Regions from separate parts of the Mus musculus genome. Here region 1 is linked to region 2. The links are chromatin loops, found by intact Hi-C in ENCODE. Cell type or tissue: heart. All regions are shown on one strand.

Region 1 (4,000 bases), 53 kb before region 2:
CTCTGCCAAATCAAACAGAGAGGAAACAAGCCCGAGCCTGCAGAGAAACCAGATTCTCCTGAAATGGCGGCTGCCTGCTGTGTCTGAAAGGCCTGCTCCAATAAAGCGGCTCCGAAAGGCCCAAAGGACCCCCATGGCCCTCATCTCGGTGGTGGTGCCAATAAAATTCTCAGAACATCCAGGCCGCAGGCCCTGTAGGCACTGCCCGGACGGACGGACATAAACCAGCTATGAGCAACTGGGGAGTGGGCGGGAAGAGGCCTGCTCCTCACAAGACCCACCAGCCAGCCAGCAGCCCACAGGCCAGAAAGTAATGGAGAAGCCATTAGGGAGAGAGGGAGGCTAAGGTAGCTAGGTGGGAGGAGGGGTCTGCCACCTCTGCTCAAAACCAAGCCCAAGCCGTTAATTCCATAGGAGCTGCAGGAAGGAGCAATGGCCGCTAGCAAACACAGGCTCCTAAAGGAATCTATGGGGGAAGCGGCCTCAGGAAACAACTGCAGACCTAGAGGCTATAAACTCAATTTTGAGGGACTCAGTCTTGAGACAGTGTCTATAGTCCACAGAAAGGGAGAAGTGTGTGTGTGTGTCTGCTTGCATATATGTGACTAAGAATCCAGTCATTGGACATACGAGTTATGTGTGTGCACCCCTGTCTTCATGTGTACAGCTGACCCTCTTTATTTGTGGGAACATGGAATTGTCTATAGAGCCAGCCACCTGCCGAATTAGCTACCTGGAAGACAATGTAGTTAGAAAATAGTATTTGCATCTGTGCACTCTCATAGTTCCCTGAGCAAGACAGCATATTTATATAGCGTTAAAGTGCATGGGAGGGTGTGTACAGGTGGAATACCGAAGCCGCATCATTTACATATGGGACTCCCATATCCGTAGATTTGGGTATCTGAGGGGATTTTAGAACCAATGCTCCCTGGATACCAAGGGAAACTGTGCAGTAGGTGTGGGTATGGAGAGAGTACATGCACACATGTGTATGCATGTTTATGTGTCTGTAGAGGTCCCGAGCTTAATAAATCAAACATAAGACATATAGCTAAATTTGGGTTTAGACACATACAAAAAAAATAGGTTTTGATAGGAATATCCACCAACATTTCATAATAATATACTAAAATGTATCTTTGTTATTTTACAGGCAAAAATCAACTCGAATCTCTTAGTTTTGTTTATTATATTTAGTTTGAAAAAAAGAATGACCCCCTCCACAGAGACAGACAGACAGACAGACAGACAGACAGACACACACACACACACACACACACACACTCACACCAATACACAAAGTTGTCCTTGCAGAGGTTTGAGTGAAGCGCCCAGCTAGCCTAGTTCAGGGCTGTGACATAAATTCCTGGAGGCCATCACACACTGGGATAGAATCCAGTCTGTCACCTGGAAAAGAGCCAGGAGACTTTCTTGGTGAACGGTAGTGGAGAGGGGAAGCCATTTGCCACCTGGACAGTCTGTGCCTTGGCCCTCTGCAGTGCCCATGGCTTGCCGGCAGCTTCATAACTAGCTAGACAGGGCAGCCAGAGGATGTGTCTAGCAAGTGAGGCCTCCAAGGGTCCACTCTAGGGCCCCAGTGGGAGATCACAGACCTAGTAGGAGATGGGAGAAACCACTGGAGCCCCCCCCCTCCCCCGTGATCTGTGCCTCTTTCCTTCAATGTGGCAAACCTGTGCTTTATGACAGACAGGGGCTAGTGTTGGAGGTCAGCTTCCGACACTTGGATAAGGACACACCGGTCATCCTGGCACCAGAAAAGTCCATTTAAGCACTTTTGGCCCTGCCTGTGTGACAAGCTTTCGTTCCCTGTGCAAAGCAAGGACAGTTTCCTATCTCACAAGAGGAGGATTCAGGGTGACTTTATCTGGGCATCTCTCTCTCACACACAGGTTGATAGATAAACGCTGCCCTCTGCAGAGATGCGAGGGCACTAGAAAGGGACTAGGAAGTCTGTGGCCGTTCTGCCCTAGTGGTCCACAGCAGAGCCCACGCAGGGAGAGTCAGCGGCCTCCAGGCTTCTCTGTGCATCCAGTGTACACGCCCACCTCTGCCCATGGCAAGCTCAGGAAGTCCTTCCTGGAGAGAAAGTGGCGGCTCCCTGGAGAAGGAAGAGGAAGGCTCACAAGCACAAGCCCCGCCTCCTCAGAGCCAGAAAGGTAGGTGGATGTGCAAACGCCACTAGCTCACCGGCTTCTGTTTCCCCAGAAGATACTAGATTTTAATCAGAGAGACAGAAAGATGAACCTGGCTGGACCAAAGAAGGCAGGAGATGGTAGAGTGCGGGGAAAGTGACTTTTCCGGCCTGGAGTGAGCACGGAGACTATCTTCACAATGTGTTCTTCGCCTGGAAGGTTCTGTCAAACCCGCTGATGAAGGCACCTCATGGCAACCCTCAGAAACCCCAAGTAATCAGCGCCAGCAACCCACACTCTCCAGGAGGGGGCACTGTCGACCCCACATGGGCTAGCTCAAGACCTACTCAATGTGGACTGTTGTTTTAGTGAAGGCCGCTTGGACACTGCAGCCCTCCCAGAATTCCCAGCGGCTTGTAGGCTGCTCACATCAGCCCTTTCTGGCACAGCCCAGTCATTTCTTGCTTCGTTAAGGGCTGACCCTAGCCATCACTGTCACGGATACCATTTACTGAATGTGTCAGGTACTTTGGACTTTACCCAAACCCACAGGAGTCCTCTGGCTGGCAGAGGCGTGTGTGTGTGTGTGTGTGTGTGTGTGTGTGTGTGTGTGAGAGAGAGAGAGAGAGAGAGAGAGAGAGAGATTATTCCTGTTTTACAGATATGAAAGGCAAAATCTCGGGCCACTTAGGCAATAGTCAACTGCTCACAGGGCTTTTCTCTATTGACATGTCTTTCCAGTCCGTGCTCCAGCCTCAGCTGCTGTCCTTGCATGGAGCTGACCACCGCTGGCGTCAAGGACATCCTTGGCTAGCTGTCCCTCATGTGTCACCCAGAGCACTTCAAATAGCCCCCCTTCTCTAACTGAGCCCCAAATCAGGACTGGGTGTTGTGGGACCAGGTAGAATGCAACCTTTTATCTTGCCTGAGGGAAATCTATCAGCCTCCTGGAGCAGGTAACACTCCTACTTCAGAACTCTGGGGTCTGGCCTAGAGGACCGAGCACTTTCTGAACACGATGCTTCATATCTAAAATGGGAGGCCCAGAGAGCTGGCTTGCTGTCTAAAGAGCCCAGCAAGCACAAGACAGACAGCAGGTCCTGCTTCCTTTTTTTCTGCTCCAGGGGATGTGCTACAATGTCTGCACACATTTGATGGTCACATTGAGGAAGGGTAGAACTTCTGTGATCTGGTGAGCAGCGGCCAGTGAGGCTGCGGCACACTCCCCCCCCCCCATCCCCATAATGTCCCCCCCCCCCCCATGATGTCCAGGACAGTCCAAGGAAACAGGACTGCTTATTCCCACAAACACATGGTGGGCTTTGGAGACCCCTGACTTAATCCTGTCATTTTGCCTTGGAATCTTTCACAGGGGCAACTTGGAGCTCAGACTGGGAGATGCGTGGTCTGGTATACAAGGTCACATGTCACAGCTCAGAGGGACCCTGTTTCAAGATCCTGAAACAGTAATGACAACACCAGTTGAGAGAGACTCATGGGCCTGACTCTGGAGGTGGCAGGGGTGGTTGGCTGGATTCTCTTATGAACCTCTAATAAGTAAAATGTTTTCTGTAGAGGCGCAGAGCAGTCAGACAGCCTGTCCAAGATCACACAGCCCTCCCATGCAGAGTCCAGATTTAAGCCTAGAAATGATAGAATCCAAAGCCTACATTCTTTCCATACCTGGCCACCCCCCTGCAGAGTTCCCACATAACACACAGGCCCCTCGCTTTCCAAAACAAACAGGAGCGGTCTGTAGTCTCCATTCTTTCGCAGGCTTGTCATCTGTGCTCCTGTGAGACCAGCGTTTTCCAGTTCTTGGTCCATCAACCCTACCTGAGAAC
Region 2 (4,000 bases):
TGAAAAGATACGCACGGGGTGTCTACACTCGGCCACAGCTCGCCATAGCTTCACCCTGCTCAGCACTCTCTGGCCGACATTTGTCACCCTCCTGACACAAAGCATATCTCTGTGTGCATGGTGCATATGTATGTACATATTTAGGTGTATATGTGTGTTTATGTATGTATATGTGTGTATGTATGTATATGTGTGCATTTATGTGTGTGTATGTGGTGTGTGTATATTTGTGTGTACATGTGTGTGTGTATGATGTGTATGTATATGTGTATGTTTGTGTATATGTGTATATTATGTGTGTATGTGTGTGCATGTATGTGTATATATTTGAGTGTGTATATGGTATGTGTGTGTGTGGTGTGTGCATGTATGTGTGTATATGTGTGTGTGTGTATGTGTGTATTTGTGCATGTGTGTATATGTATGTGCACGTGCATGTGTGTGATGTTGATGCTGGTGTCCTCCTCAGTTACTCTTCTACCTTATTTCTTGAGGCAGAGTCTGACTGGGCACACTAACTGGCCAGAAAGCTCCAGAGATCCGCCTGTCTCTGTCTCCTAGCACTCAGATTACAGTATAGACGTCTACACCTTGCTCTTTACGTGGGTTCTACGGTTTAGGCCCTCATACCCTCTGCAGGAGCACTTTACTGACTGAGCCATCTCCCTAGCCCCAGCATGTATGTTTGGCATCCTTCCCAAAGCCATGCAATTTCTTTAGCCAAAGCTACAGGAGATAATGTGCCCTTGAGTCAAATGAGCCACACCCCTCCATCAGTGTGGTCCAGCTGGCAAAATCAGGGAGATGCTGTCAGCCGATCTGACCTGGAGGCAGGGTTTGTGTGTGTCTGTGTGTAGGTCTGGATTTGACTACGCAGCTGCCACAGGGAAATCTTTGTGGTTATGCAAACGGGTTGCGAATGCTAGACTTTCACCTTGGTGGCCATAGATACCCTCCACCTGTCTGTGGGTCTTCCAGTGGACTCAGGGCTTGAACACAAGGTTGAAGAGTTAAAAGGTTGTCTGAAGGGTTCTCCAGAGGGTTCTCCTCCTGGATGTGCCGGAGCGCTGAACCAGCTTTGGACAGAACTTGGTGGGTAGGGTGCACAGCCTGCAGAGGAGATAGTATATTTATATACTGTTCATCTGTACATCTATATACAACCACTCTTGTTTGTACGTGGCTATCAGACCACGTGGCCTCTTTGCTGGGCCACCAGCCTTGTCTTCTTCTGTTCCTTTTCCATCACAGGCCTGGCTCTCATTACCCCTCACAGGTGCCCATTGCCTCACTGTCTAAGATTGGCCTTGCCCAGTGTCTTCCTACACATGTTGGGCTGTCCCTCCTGGCCTCTGGTGAGAGAGAAAGCTCTCTGTTTTTGGCAGTAACCTTGTCACTTGCCTGGCTGCTCTCTGTTCTTACCTGCCTGTTGGGGACTGGCTGCTCTGAGCTGGCCCAGGGTTTGCCCAGGAGCACCCGTGGAGTGGGCACACCAGGCCCTGTGAGCAGTGGGCTTTGGCTTCCTTGTACCTTTCCTGGGGACACAGAAGCCTTTTCCTAGACAGAGCTGCCCCAGGTGAGGCTCGTCCTAAAGGGCAATTTGTCATGAGTAGTATTTTCTCAGGGTAGGTTCTGAGAAAAGTGGTGGCCCAGGCTCTTGGGCAACATTTGGGGTAGATGTTAATTCAATTTTAATGATTTTACGTAAGTGGCAGGGGTATGGGGCGATATGCACATGTCATGAGGCACAGGGGTGGGCGGGGGAGGTCAGAGGTCAACTTGCAGAAATTTGTTCTCCCTCTCCACCGTGTGTGTGGTAGGATCTCACACAGGGTGCCAAGTACCTGCACCTAGTCTTCTAGCCCAGCCCTGAAATGAATTTTAAAATTGGGGTTTCCATTCACCACCTTTGGGGGATAGGTTTCTGGCCTAGAATACTTTTTATTCTGCCCTCAGGCAATTAAAAAACAAAAAAACAAACCAAACCAAAAAGCCCTGACCTCTTAGCCTGAGAGGATGTGAAAACCCGCGAATCAAATCCAAAGGAGCAGTCGCCATAGCACGGGCTTCTCAGCCCCTCCTCCACTGGCTTGGGTCACGGGGCGAGCATTTTCTGACTACCTAAGACATGAAGGGGCCCAAGGATAGTCAGGCTGGAGGAAGTAGCCACTGTGCTCAGCTCCTGGACAAGAGGCATTTCAGGGTAGCAGCCTAGAAAAACGAGGAAAGGAGGTGGGGTGGGGTGGGGTGGGGTGGATCTGGGACTTGGCGATCCCGAGTCCCAGCAGGAAGGGGTGTGGTGAGTCGGAAGGACTTGAGATCTGGGCTCAGGTCCTGACTCCTCCCCTTGGAGCTCCGGTCCTGACTCCTCCCCTCTTGGTAGCCAGGTGCTTTCCTGCGCTCTTTGCTAGTCAACAAAGAGTGCCCTGCGACAAGCCAGTGTTCTCCCAGTTCCCTGCGGGGCTTCCCTCCCCGTGGGGATCTTTGAGTTCGCAGGGAGGGCCCCTGTCTGTAGACTCTTCAGCGAAGTCCTCAGACTTTAGGCCAGTGCTTACCTCAGGCAGAGCCAATCTCTAAGGAAGACTTGGTATCCGCTGGGGAGGTTTGGGGTTTCAAGACTGAACGGGTGCTATTTTTTTTTTCGGGAGGTAGGGGTGGAGCAGAGGTCCCAGTACCGTTTAATACCTTGCCAGGCACAAATGAACTCCCCACTAGTGGGAGGTGGAACCCTGCCCCATTCTGGACACTTAGACTGCAGCTGGCTGACCCTCACCAGTGACTCAGGCTGGAGATCTGGGTGGGGCCGAGACAAGCATATCTAACAGGGTCCCCAAGGCGAGCTGTCCCTGTGCTATGCTCTCCTAAGATCACAACAGAGAAGGGGGTTATTTCTGCAGCCAGAGTCATGGCCACCGTTCCTGGGGTACAATGGGGAAGGGTCCTGTGACCATGTTATGACCAATCAGGAGTGGGTTTTTTTATCCCCACCCCCCTTTCCACATGGATAACTGAAAGCAAGGAATATTGTTCCTGCTAAGCATATGAAAGCACCGCCCCCTCACCTCACCAGCCTTCCCCACATCCCACAGAGCTGAGCTGTCACTCTCTTGGGCCTGCCACAATTGCTCCATGCGTCGACTCCAGTCACCAGTGGCTAGATGTGGGCAACAGGTGCCCCCTTCCTCTCCCAGTTCAGAAGGGCAGCCCAAGGGAGAGAGGAAGGAGCCAGGGAGGAAGGAGTTACAGGACTGGGAAGCCCAGGGCAGGGAGGTACTCAGGTACCCTAGTCTGCCTCCCAAGGCTTGCAGGCAGGAGCTCGGGGCTTGGGTGGGCATTGAGTCACTGGTCTGTAAACAGGGCTGCTCACCTGCTGCAGGCTCCTGCCTCACACCCATCCTACTACAAGACTTCTTTATAAGGAAGCTGGGTGTGGTGGCACACATATACCTTCAATGCCAGCACTGGAGAGGCACAGGTAGGAGGATCTCTGAGTTCAAGGGCAGCCCCGTCTAGGGCATGAGTTCCAGGACAGCTAAGGGCTACATAGAGAGTCCCTATCTCAAGGAACTATCATCACCAAAGAAAGTAAGCACTTGGGATCATCACAAGTTATATGGGGGAGGGGGTGCCACATCCCTGACATTAAAGGCCTCATTTCTGCATGACTGGCTCTTCCGTTTGGGGACTGTGGCTCATGGCTGCATGGCCCCTCAGAATGTCCTGCATCCTTGTACGCCTTGGTCCAGACTAGACAAGGGTGGCCACATGGGTTCTGTGGTGGATGATGTCATAAGTAAGCTGACCTTTGAAATCTCTCGCTCACTAACTCCCATAACAGAGAGCTTCCTTGTCAAGGAGACTTTACCAGGTTCTTTCAAGACTGGTAAAGCCAGACCCTCAAGGAAAGCAGCGGCAGCAAGGGGTCTGCTGGCCTGCCTTTCTCTTTGACTCCTGTGCCCCCTACTACCCCCAGTCCCCCCCCCCCCCAGCCAGAGCTACC

What was found. Hi-C counts contacts between places; a loop is a spot of excess contacts. Peaks named below come from ENCODE experiments on the same cell type or tissue, not always from the same donor. Only the 100,000 strongest peaks of a DNase experiment are listed, where the experiment ranks them.
Region 1: a loop joins it to region 2, with 1.9 times the contacts of the local background. A loop is called at or near these places in 1 of 42 quality-filtered maps.

The regions. Positions count from the first base shown.
Region 1 is chr12:104,897,480-104,901,479 of GRCm38, reverse strand. No RefSeq gene overlaps it. Among named protein-coding and RNA genes, the nearest start is that of Clmn, 34 kb to the right of the region's middle. In heart, a CTCF peak has its summit at 2,455 (motif pointing right); a DNase peak (open chromatin) is centred at 1,459; H3K27ac peaks cover 323 bases.
Region 2 is chr12:104,844,265-104,848,264 of GRCm38, reverse strand. The region is part of intron 1 of Clmn (calmin); the gene reads left to right. Among named protein-coding and RNA genes, the nearest start is that of Clmn, 19 kb to the left of the region's middle. In heart, no CTCF peak of the experiment used is centred here; a DNase peak (open chromatin) is centred at 2,314; H3K4me3 peaks cover 1,006 bases; H3K27ac peaks cover 915 bases; H3K27me3 peaks cover 1,276 bases.